Regions from separate parts of the Homo sapiens genome. Here region 1 is linked to region 2. Evidence: read pairs that join two places in POLR2A ChIA-PET (ENCODE). Cell type or tissue: HCT116. All regions are shown on one strand. Links, peaks and the distances in the headings refer to the core of each region. The heading gives the core; the rest is flanking DNA.

Region 1 (10,643 bases), core at 806-8,805, 54 kb after region 2:
AAAGAAAGATTGTGTGAAAGAGACACAGAAAGAGATGACCTTTCTCTCTGGTTTTTATTTCTAGATGAGATTCCTGAAACTCTTACAGTTATCTTGTTATCAACCTAAGGATGAATGTAACACCTACGGGAGGGCGGAACCGAGTATTCTCCCCTGGAGCCTGAGATATTTCTGGACTTCCTAGCATGTGATATAATAATTTATTATTGTGTTATATCATATTAAGTTGGGGGCTCTGTTACCTGCATCAGAAATCTTCCTCATAGCCATAGGTTGGTTCATTTAATCTTCACTGCTGTCCATGTGGTATCTATCTCCTTTTTATAGGTTAAGAAATGCATTTAAGTTACTACAGCTAGTAAGCAGCAAAGCCCCAAATTCAATCCAGTTCTGAGTTTTAAAAATCCCTAACATGTGGCTGGGTGCGGTGGCTCATGCCTGTAATCCCAGCACTTTGGGAGGCTGAGGTGGGCAGATCACAAGGTCAGGAGTTCGAGATCAGCCTGGCCAACATGGTGAAACTCCATCTCTATTAAAAATACAAAAATTAGCTGGGCGTGGTGGCATGCACCTGTAGTCCCAGCTACTCTGGAGGCTGAGGCAGAAGAATCACTTGAACCCAGGAGGCAGAGGTTGCAGTGAGCTGAGATCGCACCACTGCATTCCAGCCTGCGCGACAGAGCAGTACTCAGTCTTTAAAAAAAAAAAAAATCCCTAACATGTGTGCCTTAGTCCATTTTATGCTGCTATAACAGAATACCACAGGCTGAGTAATTTGTAATGAACAGAAATGTATTTGGCTTACAGTTCTAAAAGCTGGAAAGCCCAAGATTCAGGGGCTGCATCTGGTGAGGGCCTCCTTGCTGCATCGTAACACAGCAGAAGACATCACGTGATGAGAATGAGAGCTCAGACTGGCAGCAGCGAGTCTTTTCACAGTCAGCATTAATCCATTCATGATGGTGGAGCCCTCATGACCTAAACACCCACCATCAGGCTCCACTCCACCTCCCAACACTGTTGCACTGGGAATTCAGTTTCCAGCATACGCTTTTTAGGGGACATATTCAAACCATAGTGATGTCTTCATTTTATATCTGTAGGAGAGTCATGATTTTATCTTTTTTTTTTTTTAGTTTTTTTTTTTTTTTTTTTTTTGATAAGAGTCACTCTGTCACCCAGGATAGAGTGCAGTGGCATGAGTTCGGCTCACTGCAACCTTCGCCTCCTGGGTTCAAGTGATTCTTCTGCCTCAGCCTCCTGAGCAGCTGGGAATACAGGCACGCGCCACCATGCCCGGCTAATTTTTGTATTTTTAGTAGAGATGGGGTTTCACCATATTGGCCAGCCTGGTGTCGAACTCCTGACCTCATGATCCGCCTGCCTTGGCCTCCCAAAGTGCTGGGATTACAGGCATGGGCCACCGCGCCAGGCCAAGTTGTTCTTAAATAAGAAGTATAGGCCAGGCATGGTGGCTCATGCCTGTAATCCCAGCACTTTGAGAGGCCAAGGCAGGCGGATCACCTGAGGTCAGGAGTTTAAGACCAGCCTGGCAAACATGGTGAAACCCTGTCTCTACTAAAAATACAAAAAAAAAAAAAAAAAAATTAGCTGGGAGTGATAGCACACACCTGCAGTCCCAGCTACTAGGGAGGTGAGGCAGGTGGATCACTTGAACCCAGGAGGTGGAGGTTGCAGTGAGTTGCAGTGAGCCGAGATCGCCCCACTGCACTCCATCCTGGGAGACAGAGCGAGACCCTGTCTCAAAAAAAAAAAAAAAAAAAAAGAAGAAGAAGAAGAAGAAGTATAATGAAATGGAATAAAGAGTGGAAAACCTCCTTCCTCCTCAACCCTTGCATAATTGCTAATGACCTGGTATTTCTGGAGTTTGTGTTGGGGAAAAGATGGTGATCAGTAAGAGGTCATCCAGAGCTTATTTTGTCATTCGGAGTATGCTTTTTTTCCTTCTGGGCACAGTCCATGGGCTGTCCTAGAGGCTGCTGTCAAGGTTAGCAGCATGCCTCGTTTTCTTTGGTGCAAGACTACCTGGGTTCAAATTATGGCTCCCCAGCTCCAGTCTGAGAGGCTTGGGGCAAGTTACTTAAACATTCTGTGTCCCAGTGCCCCCATCTGTAAAATGAGGATAACACCAGATCCTACCTGGTAGGATTCTTGTAAAGATTAAATGAGTGAATATATATATATAAATCACTTGGAATAGTGCCTGGCCTATTTGTAAAAGCAAATTTTAGCTGACACTATTATTTTTTTTCCTCCTACAACACCTATTATTAATAGAATAGACACTGATAATTGAAATCACACAGTCTCCATGATCCATATGTTGCTTCGGCAGAGATCGTATTTGGTTAATTCTCAACATTCCTAGAGTTGGTGGCCAGTACCATTGGGTGCAAATGAGGACAGCCCGAAGAAGGGAGCCATTCACAGACTGGCCCGGGGGTGTCCTGAAGCCAAATGAGGATGCCTTCCATGTTACTTCAAACTCTAAAGGATGAAAGGCTCTGGGCTGTTTTCGCAACAGAAGCACCTATGACACCCCCCGGGGTGGGTGCTGTCTATGAATGGCTCCCTTCTTTGAGCTGTCTTCACGCCACTCCTTTTACATCTTGATTATGTACTTCTTGAAACACCTCACACTATGCCTAGGACATAGTAGGTGCCTAATACATTTGAGCTACAACACTATGAACCCACCAAAGAAATCACTTTATGAAAAATAATAGCTGTCATTCACACAGTTCTTTACAGAGCATTTTCCAAAACCTTATTTCTTACATCATCACAGCTTCTTTGATTATAAGGCAGGAAGGGAAAAATCTTATTATATTTTCCAGGATACAAACAAACTGAAGTCCAGAGGGCTTGAGTAAATGGCCCAAGGTTCGTCCAGTTAGTGGAAGTTTGGTCTCTTGAATTCAGGTTTCAGGTTCCAAATCCCAGGTGTTTCACATTGCCTGGGGGAAAAACTGGGAAACTGTTGATTCCTCTCCTCCCACTGTCCCATTTGCCCTCTGTTCAGCCAAGCCAGATAAGGACAGAGCCACCTTTTAGGGAAACCATAACAAAGCCACCTTCTTTAAGTGAGTCTCACTGCCAGTGCAATAACAAGCCATTCCACACAGTCAACAGTCATGATGGAGGAGGTGGAGGTGCCAGGAACTGTGCTAAGTGCTGGGGATATAAAGACGAATAAGTCAGGCCAGGAGCTACATTCTAGCACACTGAGAGAGAGAGGTGAGGTGTGTGCTCCTAGAAACAGGGTAGGAGGCAGCAATGGCCAGAATAAAGGCAAAATGTCAACAACAGCTCAGAAACAAGAAAAGTCATAATGTAAATAACAAAGAAACAACTGCAAAGAAAGCTGAACTTGACTTCCAAGCCTCCCTCCTCTGTCTCCATTCCCAGTATCCCCTGTTAGAATGTCTTATGGCTAAAAAGATCTTATAAAATTTGGCCATATCTTGAGCTAGAAGCAGCAGGGGAGATTTCCTCTTTGAGGGCTTCCTCCTCACCTGGACAGATGGGGGACTACTGCAGGGTATTTGGGGGTGGAATATGGGAAATAGGGAGGAAAGAATCACTGTGTCTGTCATCTCTGTAGACTAAGTCTCAGAATCTCTTCTGGCTTGCCTGTGAATTATTGGTTTTTGTATAATGTGTGTGAATCTGTGCATTTAATGCTGAGAATTAAATCATTCCTTTATAAGACTGTAAATCAAAGAGTGAATGGAGGGAGATTCCAAAGTGATTCTTCCCCCTGATGAGGTGGGAGGGAACACCACCACCACCACCACCACCACCACCACCACCACCACCACCAGGCCCACCACTCATAGGACTCATCTACCTCTTCAAAAGGGTGCAGCCTAGGTGGGAGATTTTTGTTCTACTGGCATGGAGGGAATACTCCTTAGGTTAATATGAAGGGTTCTAACTCCCAGAAATAGAAGGAGTTTATTTTGTAGTAAGCAAGAAGCCAATGGACCCCTCCCTACGGCCTATCTCTGTTCCAACCAGCTTCTCCACTAGTGATATCTCTGAGCCGGCATCAATCCTCAGTGACCAGCTTACCAATGACCTGGCAGCTGTTCCTCCTGTAGAAAATTCAGTTCCATTCAGTGCCAGCTGGACAGCCCAGTTGCTCCCAAGGATGCTCCCAGAAGCTCTATTTCCCATGTTGTGAGAGGCCTTGGTGTCAAATGAAGTGAGGGCTCCATCCTAACCACATTAGCTGACCACTGGGCACTGCTGGCCCTAAATTAATCCTCGCTGCAAGCAAAAAGACAGCTATAATGATTTGCACCACACAAATAGGGAAACTGAGGCTCAGAGAGATGAAAAGCCTTCCCCAAGGTCATATAGCCAGCAAGTGACTGGGCCGAGTTTCATCACAGACCTGTCTGACACTGAAGCCCATGCCTTTCCCACGACATCACTTGGCCTCTTGGTATTTTTGGCACCACATGGATAAGGACTTAATATTCTGGTACACCAATGCCAGCCAAGGCAAGGGACAAATGTTGCTTGTTTGTAACCCTTCCCCCTCTTGGGAAAATAAGCCTGGGTCCCTGTATTTTAATGAACTCTCCTGGTGATTCAGTGGTTAAGGACCACTGAATTGGGCATTCATGCTATTGCACCGTAAGATTACTGACTGCTAACTCTTCAGGAACTTCATATTTCTCATCTCTTTTAATCATCCTGAAAGTCCTATCATGTAAAACTAGTTTTTTATCCAGTTTTTATTTTTTATTTTTTTTGAGACGGAGTCTCGCTCTCTTGCCAGGCTGGAGTGCAATGGCGCGATCTTGCTTTACTGCAACCTCTGCCTCCCGGGTTCAAGCGATTCTCCTGCCTCAGCCTCCCGAGTAGCTGGGACTACAGGCGCATGCCGCTATGCCCGGCTAATTTTTTTTTTTTTTTTTTTTTTTTTTTAGTAGAAACAGGGTTTCACCACGTTGGCCAGGATGGTCTCGATCTCTTGACTGCGTGATCTGCCTGTCTCGGCCTCCCCAGGTGTTGGGATTACAGGTGTGAGCCACCACGCCTGGCTATATCCAGTTTTTAAATGAAGACTGAGGCAGAGAAATTTCAGTAAACTGTCCAAAGTGACTCATCTGGAAAGTGGCAGGGCAGGGTGTCAAACACAGGCAATACAGCCCCACAGACTGCAGGCTCAGCTGCTATTCCACCTGGCCTCCCCATTAGGCCTGCTTCATTTCAATGGGATCTTCTGGAGAAAACGCCTTTCCTCTGGTGAAATGAATTACCTGGTGGGAATAACTCACTAATTACAGGACTGAGGTTGATAGGATATTTTGAGACAAACAAAATGTGTGATATTCCCCTCCTCTTCCATCCCAGATCAGATGCCACATTCAGCCAAATCCTATACAGATAGCCAGCCCTGCTGATTCCTGGCATTCACCTCCTACTTCTTTGCTATGTGAGTCTCCCATTTTCCCATACAGTTTTGCTCCCAGGAGTCCACCAGAAATAGTGGATGGGTGAAAATGAATAGCAAAAAGAAAGATTAAGAAGCAACCAACTGTGTTGGGAAGGAGTGATACTGTTTTAGATGGAAATTTGCCTGAAAATAGACCATTCAGTCATGTAGACAGTAATAAGTTGTATGTAAACACCAAACATTCATGCACATTTTATGCAAAAGTTCATGTGCCCTCTGTGATATTTGGAGATGGTGTCAGAACTTCCTAATATAGCCCAGTGGTTAAGAAATAGGTATTGAGGCCGGGTGCGGTGGCTCACGCCTGTAATCCCAGGAGGGTGGATCACCTGAGGTCAGGAGTTCAAGGCCAGCCCGGCCAATATGGTGAAACCCCCATCTCTACTAAAAATACAAAAATTAGCCAGGCGTGGTGGCAGGCGCCTGTAATCTCAGTTACTCAGGAGACTGAGGCAGGAGAATTGCTGGAACCTAGGAGGCGGAGGTTGTGGTGAGCCCAGATCGCACCATCGCACTCGAGCCTGGGTGACAGCAGCGAGACTCCATCTCAAAATTAAAAAAAAAAAAGAAATTGGTATTGAAGTCCATCATACCTGAGTGTTGAGCACTAGCTTTGCTGATTACTAGCTACATGACCTCAGGCAAGTACATGACCTCTCTGCCTGGATTTCCTCCTCTATAAAATGAGAATAGTATAGTACCTGCCTCATGGAGAGCTTAGTTCTCTTAGTGAGAACTAAGCACCATAGACCCTCCTTCACAGGGGCTCTGGAGGGAAATGGTGACCGTAAGGAGAACCATTTCTCTTCTCTGCTTTCCTCTGTCCCCTTGGCAATGACTTATCTCCTTCGCTCCTACATAGGGGCACCTGACTCAGCACAGACTCTTCCTTCAAGGCATCTAGCTCAAAGGACTTGCCTCCCCTCCTTTTACGTGGGGAGCTATGTTCTTGGCTTTGAGATAGATTTCTTAAATTGTCTTCCACAGTCGCAAGTGACTCAGCCGTTGCTTAGGGATTTAATTAACCAACAATAGAAGGCTTGAAAGAGACAAGCCTCTGGGAACTTTCTCCCTTCCCTGGTTGGCTGTGAGTAGGGTGAGAATGAAACAAGGAACCTTCTAGAACCACACTGTCCAATATGGTAGCCACTGGCCATATGTGGCTATCAAGCACCTGAAATGTGGCTGTCTGAATTAAGATGTACTATAAGATACTCAACAGATTTGAAGAGTTCTATGAAAAAAGAATGTAAATATCCCATTAATAATTTTATATATTTATTACAAGTTGAAATGATGATATTTTTGATATATTGATTTTATTTGTTAAAATGTTTCTACTAAGTCCTTTAAAATTAAGTATGGAGCTGTTGAATGGCACTGTTCTAGAGTGTTCATGATTTAATAATGAATTAATAACATATCAACACTTTTTGAAAGTGACTTTAACATAGATTTATGTCTTAGTATGTTTTGTGCTGCTATAATAGAATATCTGACACTGAGTAATTTATAAAGAACAGTAATTTATAAAGAACAGAAATTTATGTTATCACAGTTCTGGAGGTTGGGAAGTCTAAGACCAAGGCACTGGCATCTGGTGAGGGCACTCCTGCTTCATCCTTTCTAGATGGAAGATGGAAGGGAAAAAGTTGGGGGTGGGGGGTGGGGAGAGAGGAAAGAGAAAGAAAGGTGGGAGGAAGAATCTAATCCCATGAGCCCTTTTTATAACAGCATTAGTCCATTCAAAAGGGCTTGAAAGAGACAAGCCTCTGGGGCTAAACACATCCCATTATGCCCCGCCTCCAACACTGTTGCATTGGGGATCAAGTCTCCAGCACATTAATTTCTGTGGCACATATTCTAACCATAGCAATCTACTTTTACCTTTATGAAGTAGCTATTGTTATAAACAATGTTCAGGTAAAGGCAGCAAAGCCACAGTCTATTCAGTGTTTAGACAATCAGCAGGCTTGCTTGCTGGGACAGATCTGAGCTGAGAGAGAACCAGACGGAAGAACACTGACTTAGAGAGCAAAACGTCCGGCTTCTTGGCCTTGCTATACTACTAAATTGCTGTCTGACCTTGGGCAAATTACTGTCCCTCAGATTCTTTACTTAAAAAATGAACAGATAGGCTGATATGGAATTTAAGGGTAGGAAACTAGTAGCCTGTAGGCTAAATAAAGTCAGAGATTTGTCTGTGTGTTTGGGCCACCTTTATTTATTTATTTATTTACTTAGATACTTTTAAGGAGGAGACAAGCACTCTCCTACAGACTGGGGTTCCTACCATTCCCCTCAGGCCCCCACCTACAGTACCAACCTCCAAACCCTGGAGGCATTTGAGTTTGCAACCTTTGGCTGCCAATTTTAAACTCCAGGTGAATATGGAGCAATTGCTGACTTACTTCCACTTATGCTAATGCTGACCATTCAAAGACCTGTCCAGACAGAAAAGGGTCTTAGATGGTAGTTGCCAGTCTACTCCAAGACAAATTTCTGTTTCTCTGTCTAATCCTCTTTTTATATGCTACCATCTTGAATTTCCAACAAAAACAACAGCACCATATCCTCCTGTAGGACCAAGGAATATTAAACTCAAAGGAAACTTAAAAATAATCTATGCAGGGCAAACCTTCCATTTTACAGAGAGGAAACCAACAAAAATTGAGGGCGTATAGTGCTTTTATACTTGCATATGTCAGTGATTTTATCATCTTTTGGAAAGTAAGATAAATAAAATAAAATACAATTATTTTTATGCATATGTGCAATTCTTATACTTATTTGCAATTCCTTCATGTAAAATTTTTTTTACATCCAGGTAGAATTTTTCTTAATAAAAATTCAATGGGATGACTGGTTAGAAAAAAGAAATAGTAGTATAGAACTGCTTCTTTTTCTCTGTGATTAAGCTATATAAAACTCGCAGCAAAAAATAGGTAAATGTAACCCACGCAAGAAAGTAAATAGCAAAAGGATTGTAAAGCTCTGAAAGAAGTCTTTTTGCAGGGATAATAGCAATTTGGATGTAAGCTACTGCTTTTGCATATTAAACACAAGTCTTTGTCTCTGTCACCTCAGTAGTGGGAGAAAGCAAAATCTGATTTGATGGGGGGAAAGGAAAGACCATAAATAAAGCGTGTGTTGTTTCCTGGCGGACAACCTTCCTAATGGCATTTTGCCCAGATGCCCTTTCTTCTTGGCTAAATCCCTTGGCCAGGATAATGGTTGAGACCCTAGAAGCTCAAGAGAGACCAGAAAGTTGATAAATGCCTTCAGGGTCCAGACTTGAGCCAGTTCTGATTCTGTGGCCAGACTGGTCAGTGTTGCTGTTGCATAAACGCAGTCATGGAAGCCCCACATGTGATCTCTTCCTGGAGAAACTCGAGGTCAGTGATGGGAGGCAGCCGCCAGCAGGAGTTAGCTAGTCATGAGTATCCCAGAAGTGTTTGAAGATGGGATCACTGCCGAAAACTATTCCCCAAAATCTCTTGCCATGAGGAAAGTCTAACCCTGGGTGCAAGGAGTAACTCCTTTTATTTTTCCCAGGCATACTGCACATCACAGTCATGACTTCTACACTCAGGAAGCCAGTGCCCCAAAAGGCAAAAAGACAGATCTGTTTCTCGTCCACAGAAATAAAGAAAGGTAAATGCTGGAGATTGCGCTGGAGATTTAAGGAATGATGACAAAATGGCAAAAACCAATCCAATCAACTGAAGTTCAGGAGATGATGAAAATCAATAATAAAATAGCTTGGGAAATATAGGTTTTCCCAACATGCTGCGTTCATTTCCTCCTCTGCTTATATACAATCTCCCTAGCAGTGGGACCTTAATTATCTCCGTTTCTCCAACAATCTACCCATCTTTTAGGATTCATCGAGAATCCTACTTCTCCCACGAAGCTTCCTCTAACCTTCCAACTCACAGGATTTCTGCTTTTACTGTCTGTATTGTTCACTTGCTGATATATTTAAATGTGGCCTCGAACTGCTTTTTAATATAGTTATACTTATGTACCTTACCTTCTCAACTAGACTGTAGGCGCTTCGCAGGCAGAGCTGAGTCACAATGACTAGCTAGCTGAGCACAAGAGCTTTCAAGAGGAGCCTGGAATAGCAAGCTGTCTAGCAGCCAAGGTCCCTAGGCCTCTCCATTTCCCCTTCCCAGCATGCCCTGGGCCTCTCTGCTTCCCTCCCAGCATGCCCTGGGCCCCTCTGCTTTACTTCCTAGCATGCCCTGGGCCTCTCTGCTTCCCTCTCCAGCATGCCCTGGGCCTCTCCATGTTGGCAACTTCTTCTTGGTTCCTTCTTAGCCGGAGAACAGCCTTTCTCTGTGCAACTTCTTTCCTTACCAGAAGGCAAACAGAACCAAAGAGATGTTTATCTTTTTATACAAAAGATAAGGTATGAGAGAAACAATGCATCGTCAACTATGTAGGGAGGTTTAGACAGCAATTATCATTATTCAGATTATTGGAATTTTCTTAGAAAACTAAACCTTTTCCTGAACAGAGCTGAGCCATTAAAAAAAAAAAAAAAAAAAGCAAAACAACAGAACATTCCATAGCTTTCCTTTGGGTGTGGTTACCAGGCATCTGATAATTAAAAAAAAAAAAAAAAAAAAAGGCTGGGCGCAGTGGCTCATGCCTGTAATCCCAGCACTTTGGGAGGCCAAGGCGGGCGGATCACCTGAGGTCATGAGTTCCAGACCAGCCTGACCAACATGGCAAAACCCTGTCTCAACTGAAAATACAAAGATTAGCTGGGTGTGGTGGCACACACCTGTAATCCTGGCTACTCAGAAGGCTGAGGTGGGAGAATTGCTTGAACCCAGGAGGTGGAGGTTGTGGTGAGCTGAGATCGTGCCATTGCATTCCAGCCTGGGTGACAGAGCGAGACTCCATCTCAAAAAAAAAAAAAAAAAAAAGAGAGAGAGAGAGCTATGTATATGTTGTGTTTACACAGTCCACAAATGAAATGCAGGTCGGCCCATAAAACAAGCATTAACAATAAAAATACAGTCTGTACTGAATTGTACACTTAAAAAATGGTTATGATAGTAAATTTATGGTATGTGTATTAGATGAGGAATAAAATGACCATTAAAATTAACCATGGAGTAAAAGTAGGCATTTGTTAAGA
Region 2 (10,643 bases), core at 814-8,813:
CTGAGACAGGAGGATCGTTTGAGCCTCGGAGTTTGAGACCAGCCTGGGCAACATAATGAAACCCCATATCTACAAAAAATACAAAAAGTTAGCCAGGCATGGTGATGCACACCTGTAGTCCCAGCTACTTGGGAGGCAGAGGTGGGAGGATCGCTGGATCCTAGGAAGTTGAGGATGCAGTGAACCATGATTGGGGCACTGCAATCCAGCCTGGGCGACACAGCAGACACTGTCTCAACAAAAAAGAGACTGGAAGAAGTCAAGTCACAAATTTACAAAGTGAACAGCAATTGCAATTTGCTGCAGCAGAGCAAAATTTAAAAGCTGTTTATTTTATTTAAAAATATAAAGTAAACAGGCCGGGTGCGGTGGCTCACACCTGTACTCCCAGCACTTTGGGAGGCTGAGGCAGGTGGATCACTTCAGGAAAGGAGTTCGAGACCAGCCTGGCCAACATGGCGAAACCCCGTCTCTACTAAAAATACAAAAATTAGCCAGGCATGGAGCACACGCCTGTACTCCCAGCTACTTGGGAGGCTGAGGCAGGCTTGAACCCAGGAGGCAGAGGTTGCAGTAAGCCAAGATGGCACCAATGCAATCCAGCCTGGGCAACAGAGCAAGACTCCATCCCCCCACCCAAAAAAAGAAGTAAACAATAGTATGAGACATTTTCAGCAAATATATAGTGAACTTGGTAAGACATTTACTCTCAGCAGTTAAAAAAGAATTAATATTGGTTGCCTGAAATTAGAATTATATGCCCAACAAATATTTTAAACAATTTTTCGCGGTATCTGAGCATATAATGTTGGCCTACTATAAGATGACATAGATTCTTACACAAAAAAGAAAGTCATTTTTAGATAGAGAGGTAATAAAAGAAATTATTATTTTAGTCATGGATATATTGGTGGAAAAGTATAAGAAAAAATGTAAAATATATTTTACAAAAAGTTAAAGCATAGTACAGCCATTACGGAAAACAGCACAGAGGTTCCTAAAACAATCAAAAAATAGAACTATCGTATGATCAAGCAACCCCATTTCTGGGTATATATCCAAAGGAAATGAAATCAGTATCTGAAAGAGATATCGGCACTTCATTCACTGCAGCATTATATGACCATTGATAGATGAATTGATAAAGAAAATATGATACACACACACAGGAATATTATTCAGCCTAAAAAATAAAAGAAAATCCTGTCATTTGTGACAACATAGATGAACCTGGAGGACATTATGCTAAGTGAAAAAAGCTAGACACAGAAAGGCAAATAATGTGTGACCTCACTTATGTGAAATCTAAAAAAGTCAAACATAAAAACAGTGGGTTGGCCAGGCATGGTGGCTCATGACTGTAATCCCAGCACTTTGGGAGGCCAAGGCTGCTGGATCACCTGAGGCCAGGAGTTCGAGACCAGCCTGGCCAATATGGTGAAACCCTATCTCTACTAAAAATACAAAAATTAGCTGGGTGTGGTGGCGTGTGCCTGTAGTCCCAGCTATTCAAGAGGCTGAGGCAGGAGAATCGCTGGAACCTGGGAGGCACAGGTTGCAGTGAGCCGAGATTGCGCCACTGCCCTCCAGCCTGGGCAACACAGCGAGACTCAGTCTGAAAAAAAAAAAAAAATAGGCCGGGCACGGTGGCTCACACCTGTAATTCCAGCACTTTGGGAGGCCAAGGCGGGTGGATCACAAGGTCAAGTGTTTGAGACCAGCCTGGCCAATGTGGTGAAACCCTGTCTCTACTAAAAAATACAAAAATTAGCTGGGTGTGGTGGCGCATGCCTGTAGTCCCAGCTACTCGGGAGGCTGAGGCAGGAGAATCGCTGGAACTTGGGAGGCAGAGGTTGCCGTGAGCCAAGATTGTGCCACTGCACTCCAGCCTGGGTGACAGAGCAAGACTCCATCTCAAAAAATAAATAAATAAATAAAATAATAACAATTAAAAATAAATAAAATAAAAACAGTGAGTTGAATGGTTGTTACCAGGGATGGAGGGTGAGGGAAATAGGGAGATACTGGTCAAAGGGTACAAACTTTCCTTTATAAGATCAATAAATTCTGAAGATCTAATGTATAGCATGATGACTATAGTTAATAATAATGTAGTGTATACTTAAAATTTGCTAACAGAGTTTATCTTAAGTGTTCTCACCACACACACAAAAAAGCGTTGTTATGTGAGGTGATAGGTATGTTAGCTTGATTGTGGTAGTCATTTCACAATATATACGTATATCAAATCATCGCATCATACATCTTAAATATATGCGATTTTTGTTAATTATACCTCAGTAAAACTGGGAGGAGGGGAATGAAAGCCCTTCAATTTAACCTGCCAAACAACTGCCTATTGAATACAAAATTTTTCTAACAATACCAAAGTTCAATTGATTTAAGTTTTGGAAAATTACAAGGACTTTCTTCTACTTTGAGAAGTTATATAAGAGGACCTGCTCAATTAATACTTTGAATGTGTTTTGTCTTAAAAGGACTTTCAAACTTATAAAAAACAAGTATTGCTATTTTGCAGCCTATTTAGTGAACTGACTGGTGTAGATGTTTTTGAGTCTTTTATTCCTGTCAAAGAAAACAGTCAGCTAGATATAACACAGATTCTATCACAAAGAAGGGTGCTCTGGCTATGTTAAATCAAAAGTCTAGATTTATTGCAATTTTAAAGCAAGAAACTGATATTTCTTCTATTACTTTGTTGCTCTTATACATATTGAAGATATTTATGTTCAGTTTTCTGAACAGTGTCATGATACAGTTGTTAAATATATGTGCAAATGCTATGAATCATCAGCTCGTAGAACTGTAGAAATACATAAAAGAAAGTAAATGTAATGATCTTGTGCTCTTTTCCAATGCCCATTGGTTGAGTAGTGGAGAGATCTTTACAAAGGTTTAATGTACTGTTAATTCTCATTTAAAATTTTCTTGAAACAAAAGGAATACTTTCCAAATATTTAATAATAAAAGACCAAAAACAGCAGTGTGATTTTGTTTTCTCATTGATATCACACAGCATATGAATGAGCTAAATTTGAAGCTTCGAGGAAAGGAAAAGTCTTATCCATGACCTAGCTAGACAAGTACAAAAATCTATGTTGAAACTAAAATTTTTCGTAATACAAATCAATAACAATCTTATACATTCTTCTAACAAATTAACATGCAAATTTTCATTATAATAAACAGTATTATGCAAATTTGTTGTGAAACTAAGAATATGAATACATTATATAATTGATGAATGTATCATTTATTTTCAACTTATGTAATACCCCTTTGAATTCAACTTTAATAATACTGAGTTGACACAAGAGTTACTGAATTAAACAGACATAATTTGAAACTGATAATAAGTTTGCTTTAAAGTCAAGTTAATTCTTCTAAAAATAAAGAAACCAGATTTGACAATATGGATGTAAATGTTAAAAGAAAATTATTTTTGGTACTCAACTTAGTTATTGGAAAACTTTTAAGTATGTTTGGAATAACTTGGGTATGTGAATCTATTTTTTAAAACTATAAAGTGTGTGAAATATACAGATCAAATATTTCTGATGCAAATTTAGCATTTGAATTGAAATATGCTGTATGTTTAAAAATACTCAATTCAGAGATTTCACATTAAAAAGAATATAATATATATTTAATAATTTTTAATATGGATTATATGTTGAAATAATATTTTGGCTGGGCATGGTAGTCCAAGCTACTCAGGAGGCTGAGGTGGGAGGATCCCTTGAGCCTAGGAGTTTGAGGCTGCAATAAGCTATGATTGCACCATTGCACTTCAGCCTGGGTGACAGAGCAAGACTGTCTCTAAAAACATAAAACATAAAAATGAATTTTAAAATACTTTGGAGATATTTGGTTAAATAAAATGTATTATTAAAATTAATTTTACTTGTTTCTTTTTATTTTTTAATGTGGCTGCTAGAACATTTAAAATTATGTATATGTCTCACATTTGTGGCTAGTTTCTGACATTTCTTAGTTGTATACCTTAGGCAGGTGTTTTAACATCTCCACACTTCAGTTTTTCCCATCTAAAAATGGGGTTAACAAGAGTTCTTACTTTATAGAGTTGTTGTAAGAATACTTAAATAGTGTCTGGCATATAGTGATTACCATGTGTAATTGCTATTATTATTATTATTAACTATGTGATCTTGAGAAGTTCCTTAACCATTAATTTACTCATATGTAAAATGGTGATAACAACATCTACCTCACAAGACTACTTCTTGAATTAAATGAGATACGATATACAAGATTGCTTGGCAGGAGGTAGGTGACCACAACATTGCTGAAACTTCCAGATCTTTGATGATATTCAGAAGGTTCTGTTATCTGGCTTATCTTGCCCCTCTTAAATTCAATTGTGTTTGTGTGTGCGTGTGTATGTGTGTGTGAGAAAAGTTGTAAATTATAAGGTGCTCTTTAGTTGTTAAACATTATTTTTATTATCCCCTACCATAAAACTGTCTCTCCAAGTATATGTTCCCTAAACTTGCCTTACTTAAAGCCTTCCTAGCCCCACTCACTCACCAGCTAGACTGAAATTTTGCTTTTCCATGAGGCCCTCACTGTGGATTCCAGCCCCAGTATAATCTCCTAACCCTCTAAATTCCTGAGACATTTCCCACCCATTGTATATTTTTGTCAGGTAATCCTATACTACTTTGTATTATTGTTTAATATTATCACCTGTATGTCTCCCTGGTCAGGCTACAGTGACTGTTTTATAACTTGTGAATTTCCCAACAGCACATGATAATTGCTCAAAAAAACATTTGGCCACCAAGTGGGAACATTTGGAAAAATTGGAAGGGAAAAAGGAGTTTTGACCCTGGAGATCTGGGTATACTCTGTAAAGGACAAAAAGTATCACGGGATAGAAGGAGTTTTATGCAAAAGTTTGAGATAAGCTTGAAAGGGCTGAGTACAGCTGATATGGAAAAAGAAGGGCGGAGGTGGTGGCTAAGGACAGAGCAGAGATTAGGAGCATAGTGGACACCTGCCCTGCAGGACAGTCCTGGAACTCAAAGCAGAGCTCTGTCTTTCCCATGGTTCCCCCAACAGCTATTTCCAGCCACACCCAATTTTAGAAGGTGCCACAAGGCCTCAGCCAATCAATTATCTTGCAAATCTCAGGCAGCTCATTCTGAGAGTTGCCTTCCTCTTGCCCTGGGAGCTTTCCCCACACCCAGGCATTTAACATGTTTTGAAATTCTTTCTTCTGCTTGAAGTTTTTGCTGACCACCTGACAGTGAATGAAAGCAGGTGCCCTACTCTACTGCCTTCTGAACTCATAAATCCCTCCTGGGTACTCTATCAGAAGAAAATACCCTACCACCTGAGTCATTGCAGAATCTACCATCTCCAAACACAGTGCCTACTCCATAACATGATGAATTGATGTCACCAAGTTGATGCTTGTTTGGGCCACAGTGAAGGAAAAACACAGCTAACATGGAGAAAAAGAAACTGCTGTTCAACCATGACTCATGGGCTTACCTCACAACACAAGGTTCAGGTTTGTTTTGCATTTTTGTGGCTCCAAGGTGATAGTGAATTGGCAAGGAGAAAAGGAGACAGCATGGTGGAAGTCAGGAGAGGTGTGATTCAGTTCTTGTCACCAACCGCAGTATGAGTTGGGCTGGGTATCAACTCATTTGAGTTTGAAAAATACAGACATGTCTTACCGCCTCAAAATTTTTTTATTCAAAGTTAGTCTGTTCCCACTAGGCATGATGCCCCAATGACAATCACACCTGAAAGGGGTCTGACACTATCCCTGGGAAAGGATCGCTAATTTCTGGATCTGGGGAAGTAGGACATGCCAAGTCTAGTTACCTTGGCCACCTGGCTCAAGGACATGGAACTAACAGAGACCAGCATACATGGATAGGGACCCAGCTGGCTTGATCTTTCACTCTTGCTTTTTTTTTTTTTTTTTTTAAATCCAACCAGGTTCAGCCAGACTCTTCCTCTCTCTTTGAAATGTTATTCCCAGCCCCAGGCCAAAATCTGATTACATAATTAGGCACTCAGTAAGTGTTCTCCAATGCTGATTTTTAATGAACTTGGACAATGCTGCTTCCTGTTTTGAAAGAGACAAACCCATTTGAAAAGCTAGCCTGTGCCCCTAATACCCACAGCATCTTGGAAATCAAATGGGCATTTTAATCACTTTAGAGGCAAAACCAATCAGATATAAATAGGTTAAAGTTCTTACAACTTTAAGACGGCAGCTGTTGAAAAGGAAAATTTGGTAGCAGGATATGATTGTGAAGCCAAAACTAGTACTGGCTGATCTATCTATCTATCTATCTATCTATCTATCTATCTATCTATCTATCTATCTATCCATCCATCCATCCTACCTAGTCACAGATTGTTCTGGGCTAACATCAAGATTATGAGACCTGGCGAGGTAGCTCATGCCTGTAATTCCAGCAATTTGGGAGGCTAAGGCAGGAGGATTGCTTGAGCCCAGGAGTTCAAGATCAGCCTGGGCAATATGGTGAGAACCCATCTCTACAAAGAATGAAAATATTAGCTAGGTGTGGTGGTACATGCCTATAGTCCTGGGTACTCAGGAGGCTAGGGTGGGAGGATCACCTGAGCTCAGGAGGTCAAGGCTGCAGTGAGCTGTGATTATGCCACTGCACTCCAGCCTGGGCAACAGAGCAAGACCTTGTCTCAAAAAAAAAAAAAAATTATGACTATGCTGACTCAGGAGTCTACCATTTTCCTGAGATTTTGGACTGGCAGGTAAAAGATATTTGTAAGACTTTGGATGGCATCTTCCTAACAAATCACTTCTCGGTCTCCTGGGTAACTTTAGAGGGCACTTTGGAGTTAATTCGAGGCCGTTTTAAGTGCCACACCAGGCCTGCTGATGTTCCTTAGTGGAAGTAGAATTAGGCTGACTTTCCCAGCATTTTTGATATGTGTTGAGTAGTACAAGGGGCATGAGGAAAAGGAAATGTTGGAGATAGCAGGCTTGCTGGGAGAAAGGGTAGACATTGAGGAGGGGTGTTGTACTTATTTACCATAAAAGCTGTTCTATCTTCTCACCCTATATCCATGACTACAACTCAGGATTAAATGCTAACACTAGTATTTCCTTGCTTAAAACCTTTCATCTGAACAATGCTTCCCACTGCATCCTTGGTCTGACATTTAAATTCAAATTTGGTTCTGCCTGTATCTTCAAAATCATTTCTCAACACTCCCTGTCACTAAACACTGCTTACAGTTCCCAGTGAGGTGGGAACTCTCTTTTATGCCTTTGCCCAGATTGAGCTCTAAGATTGCCTTTTTCCCACCTTCTTTACCATCTATTTTCTATGTGTTCTTCAAGATAACTCAGGTACCACCATCCTTGACACTGTCCTGAGCTCAATCTCCCCCCTCTGTTACCTCTGAGCACCCCAGGCAGATCTCTATCATAGTCACAGGATACTGTAATCATCTCTTTGCTTTTTTGTCCCCAACTAGACTGGATCATAGACTCTTTGAAGGTAAAACTATTTATTAAGCATCATTATATTTCTGTGACTTGTACAATGCCAGTCACTTGTAGACACTCAATAAATGTTGATGAATTAATTAATTTGGTATAGATTGGGGGTAGAACCATCCCAACCAACTGGCATTGCACAATGCCATAGACTAGAGCTGGCCTCATCTCCAGTTCTCTCCTGGGCACAGGCCTGGAGCTCCACTGGCACCCTAGGAGCTCGGTCCTGTGTCTACACACAGACTCACATTATTCTCTCCATCTAGACTTGGAATCTTCAGCTCCAAGCTCCATGCTCTCCCTCTTTCCTCTTTTGGAAATTTGTTTTTCCTTCTTTCTTTTTCTTTCTTTTTTTGAGATGGAGTTTCGCTCTTGTTGCCCAGGCTGCACTGCAATGGCACAATCTCGGCTCACCGCAACCTCCGCCTCCTGAGTTCAAGCGATTTTCCTGCCTCAGCCTCCTGAGTAGCTGGGATTACAGGCATGTGCCACCACGCCTGGCTAATTTTGTATTTTTAGTAGAGGTGGGGTTTCTCCATGTTGGTCAGGCTGGTCTCGAACTCCCGACTTCAGTTGGTCCACCCGCCTCGGCCTCCCAAAGTGCTGGGATTACAGGCGTGAGCCACCGCGCCCAGCCAGATATTTGTTTCTTGTTTAAATCCACTTGGTTCTTTTCGCTTTGTCTCTCTGCCCTCCCACCATTACGTACACAATGTTTTGGTTGCATGTTTCTGTCTGTTTTTGCATGCATGCATGTGTGCTCTGTCTCCTCCAAAGTTCAGGCCAAAGTTCACAGACGGCCATGGCTCTCCACCAAGCCCACTGCAGTGCTGTGTACACAGTGGAGGTTGCCTCCTTCATTGGCCCAGAGCCTGTTTGGGATCATTCACAATCCCTACAGTCTGCAGCCATCTCTACAAGAGGCCAGTTTGTATAGCTTTTCCTCATAGTATTCATTTCCACAGTGTTCTGTGTCCTGTACTGGATCTGTGCTGAGTTACTGAACATTAAGATTTTGCTTTTGTCTCAGAGACACCTGATGAGAACGTTGTGTGTCGTGACCTCAACCAGCTCAAAACAATTAAAATGTGATATCTCAACTGGATTGGAACACTTCTACCATTTCCCAGTAATACCTTTTGGGAGAGAAGGAGTAAATTTGGAGCTTGTCCTTTCAGGGATTGGGATTCACTGAGATACCAGGTCTCTTCTATTGCAAATAGAAAACAGTTTTTATATAAGGGTTGTAACTCTTGCCCATCCATCTGCAGAGTACATGCTTTTATGGGTTATTTATTTAAAAAAATTAAAGAGTTGTGTTAAACCATTTTTTTGTTGTTGTTGTTTTGAGACAGGGTCTTGTTCTGTCACCCAGGCTGGAGTGCAGTGGCACAATCTTGGCTCACTGCAGCCTCGACCTCCTAGGCGCAAGTGATCTTCCTACCTCGGTCTCCTGAGTAGCTGGGACTATAGGTGCACACCACCATCCCCAGCTAATTGTTTTTAAAAGTATTTTTTGCAGAGATGGAGTCTCACTATGTTGCCCAGGCTGGTCTCAAACTCCTGGGCTCATGCATTCCCCCTATCTCAGCCTCCCAAAGGCTGGGATTGCAGGCATGAGCCACCACGCCCGGCCTAAACCATTTTTATTCTCATCCAATGGTCTGAAGTTGAGAACCGTTGGTCAAAGTTAGGAGTGCTGCCTGTGACACTGGAGTGGATGGAAGTTCACTGGCCCACAAAGGAATCAGATTCGTGACCTTGGCCCTATTACCACTAAACCAACTAGGATATTAGCCCAGAGGCCTGGCAAAGATAGAGCTTGGCCACAACTCCCTTGAGAAAGAGCAGGCTACTCTGCAGATGACCATTTCTAGATCCCCATGGTTTCTGGGCAGTCTGACCCCAGATCCCCAGTGACCAGCTTCCCCTCACCCCAGATGGCTTCCTGTTTGAATGGTCTTCCTACTTCATTAGGTGGGAATAAGTCAAGATAAATGCCACTCAAGCCTATGTCAAGATGGTTAAGAGGAGGGGGCTGGGAACTAGGCACATCTGAATCTGCATCCCAGTGCTGCCGCTTGGTGCTACCTGGTCTTGGGCAAGTTGCTTAACCTCTCTAAACCTTATTTCCTCATGTTTAAAAAGGGTATTGTGATAGCTGCTACTTCATGTGTTTGCGGGGTGATTAAAGGAGAAAAGGCATGTAATGTGTGGAGCACTATGCTTGGAAGACAGTAGGTACTCACTTGGTGGTAGCTCTTCTTCATACATTCATAATATTGTAAATAGTGATAATAAGAAGCCATATTGAAAGTGATTACAACAAGACAGGGCCATGTTGGCCGTGCTCTCAGGACACAACCCCAGTCACTCCTGCCTGCCTTCTCCCAAGGTGACCCAGTTAGACAGTGCCAGCTTTGTTGGGGGCTGCTGAGTGAAGTGAGAATCCTGGCCTGCATCAGGCTGCCTGGGCATGACCCCTGAGCTAGCAGCCATGGGAGGGGAGCAGAAGGGGCAGGGGAGAAAGAGTGTGCTAGTGGGAGGGCTGGGACTTTGAGGAGGAAGTGGGTTTGTGGTAGGGACAGGGTGGGGTAAAGAAGAGGGATGGGCAGAGCTTGAGAGATTTTTAGCAGGAAGGAAGGCAGTTGAGCAAAAAAAGAAAAAAAAAATCCCTTTGTGTCTTATTGGCCTCTTGCTGTCATTTGCTGAAAATGAGGACTCAGATAAACCAATGCAAATCTTCTCGGGTATCACAAAACTCAGGCCTCTCTCTTTTTGTGTCTTTTGTGGGGCATGAGAGAGGTACGGTCTCATCATTGTCCTATCTGCAGCTCCAAAAAAGAAAAAACGGGCTGTGTTTTTCAGATGGTCAGACCATCAGACCAAGATTTAACATGCCTTTTTCAGCCTAAAAGTCTTCTTGCACAACCTGGTGTTATTTCCACAGGCAACTGAAGTAACTCTGCTCTTGAAATCCTGCCCCATGTGACTTTTTCTTGTTTGTTAGCCCAGTAACTAAATAGTCATGACAGGAAGAGAATCCCCCTGTTCTGTGAGGCAGGGACCTGGGAGGTCAGCAGCACCCTGTGGA

What was found. ChIA-PET counts read pairs that join two places held together with the same protein. Peaks named below come from ENCODE experiments on the same cell type or tissue, not always from the same donor. Only the 100,000 strongest peaks of a DNase experiment are listed, where the experiment ranks them.
Region 1: POLR2A ChIA-PET joins it to region 2 with 5 read pairs; 3 of 35 experiments call an interaction of 5 or more read pairs at or near these places.

Annotation. Positions count from the first base shown.
Region 1 is chr1:212,201,838-212,212,480 of GRCh38, reverse strand. No RefSeq gene overlaps it. Among named protein-coding and RNA genes, the nearest start is that of LINC02608, 78 kb to the left of the region's middle. In HCT116, for the core only: no CTCF peak of the experiment used is centred there; no DNase peak of the experiment used is centred there.
Region 2 is chr1:212,256,012-212,266,654 of GRCh38, reverse strand. The region is part of intron 1 of LINC02608 (long intergenic non-protein coding RNA 2608); the gene reads left to right. Among named protein-coding and RNA genes, the nearest start is that of LINC02608, 24 kb to the left of the region's middle. RefSeq lists enhancers at 6,987-7,156, 10,184-10,363, 9,977-10,478. In HCT116, for the core only: a CTCF peak has its summit at 4,870; a DNase peak (open chromatin) is centred at 5,534.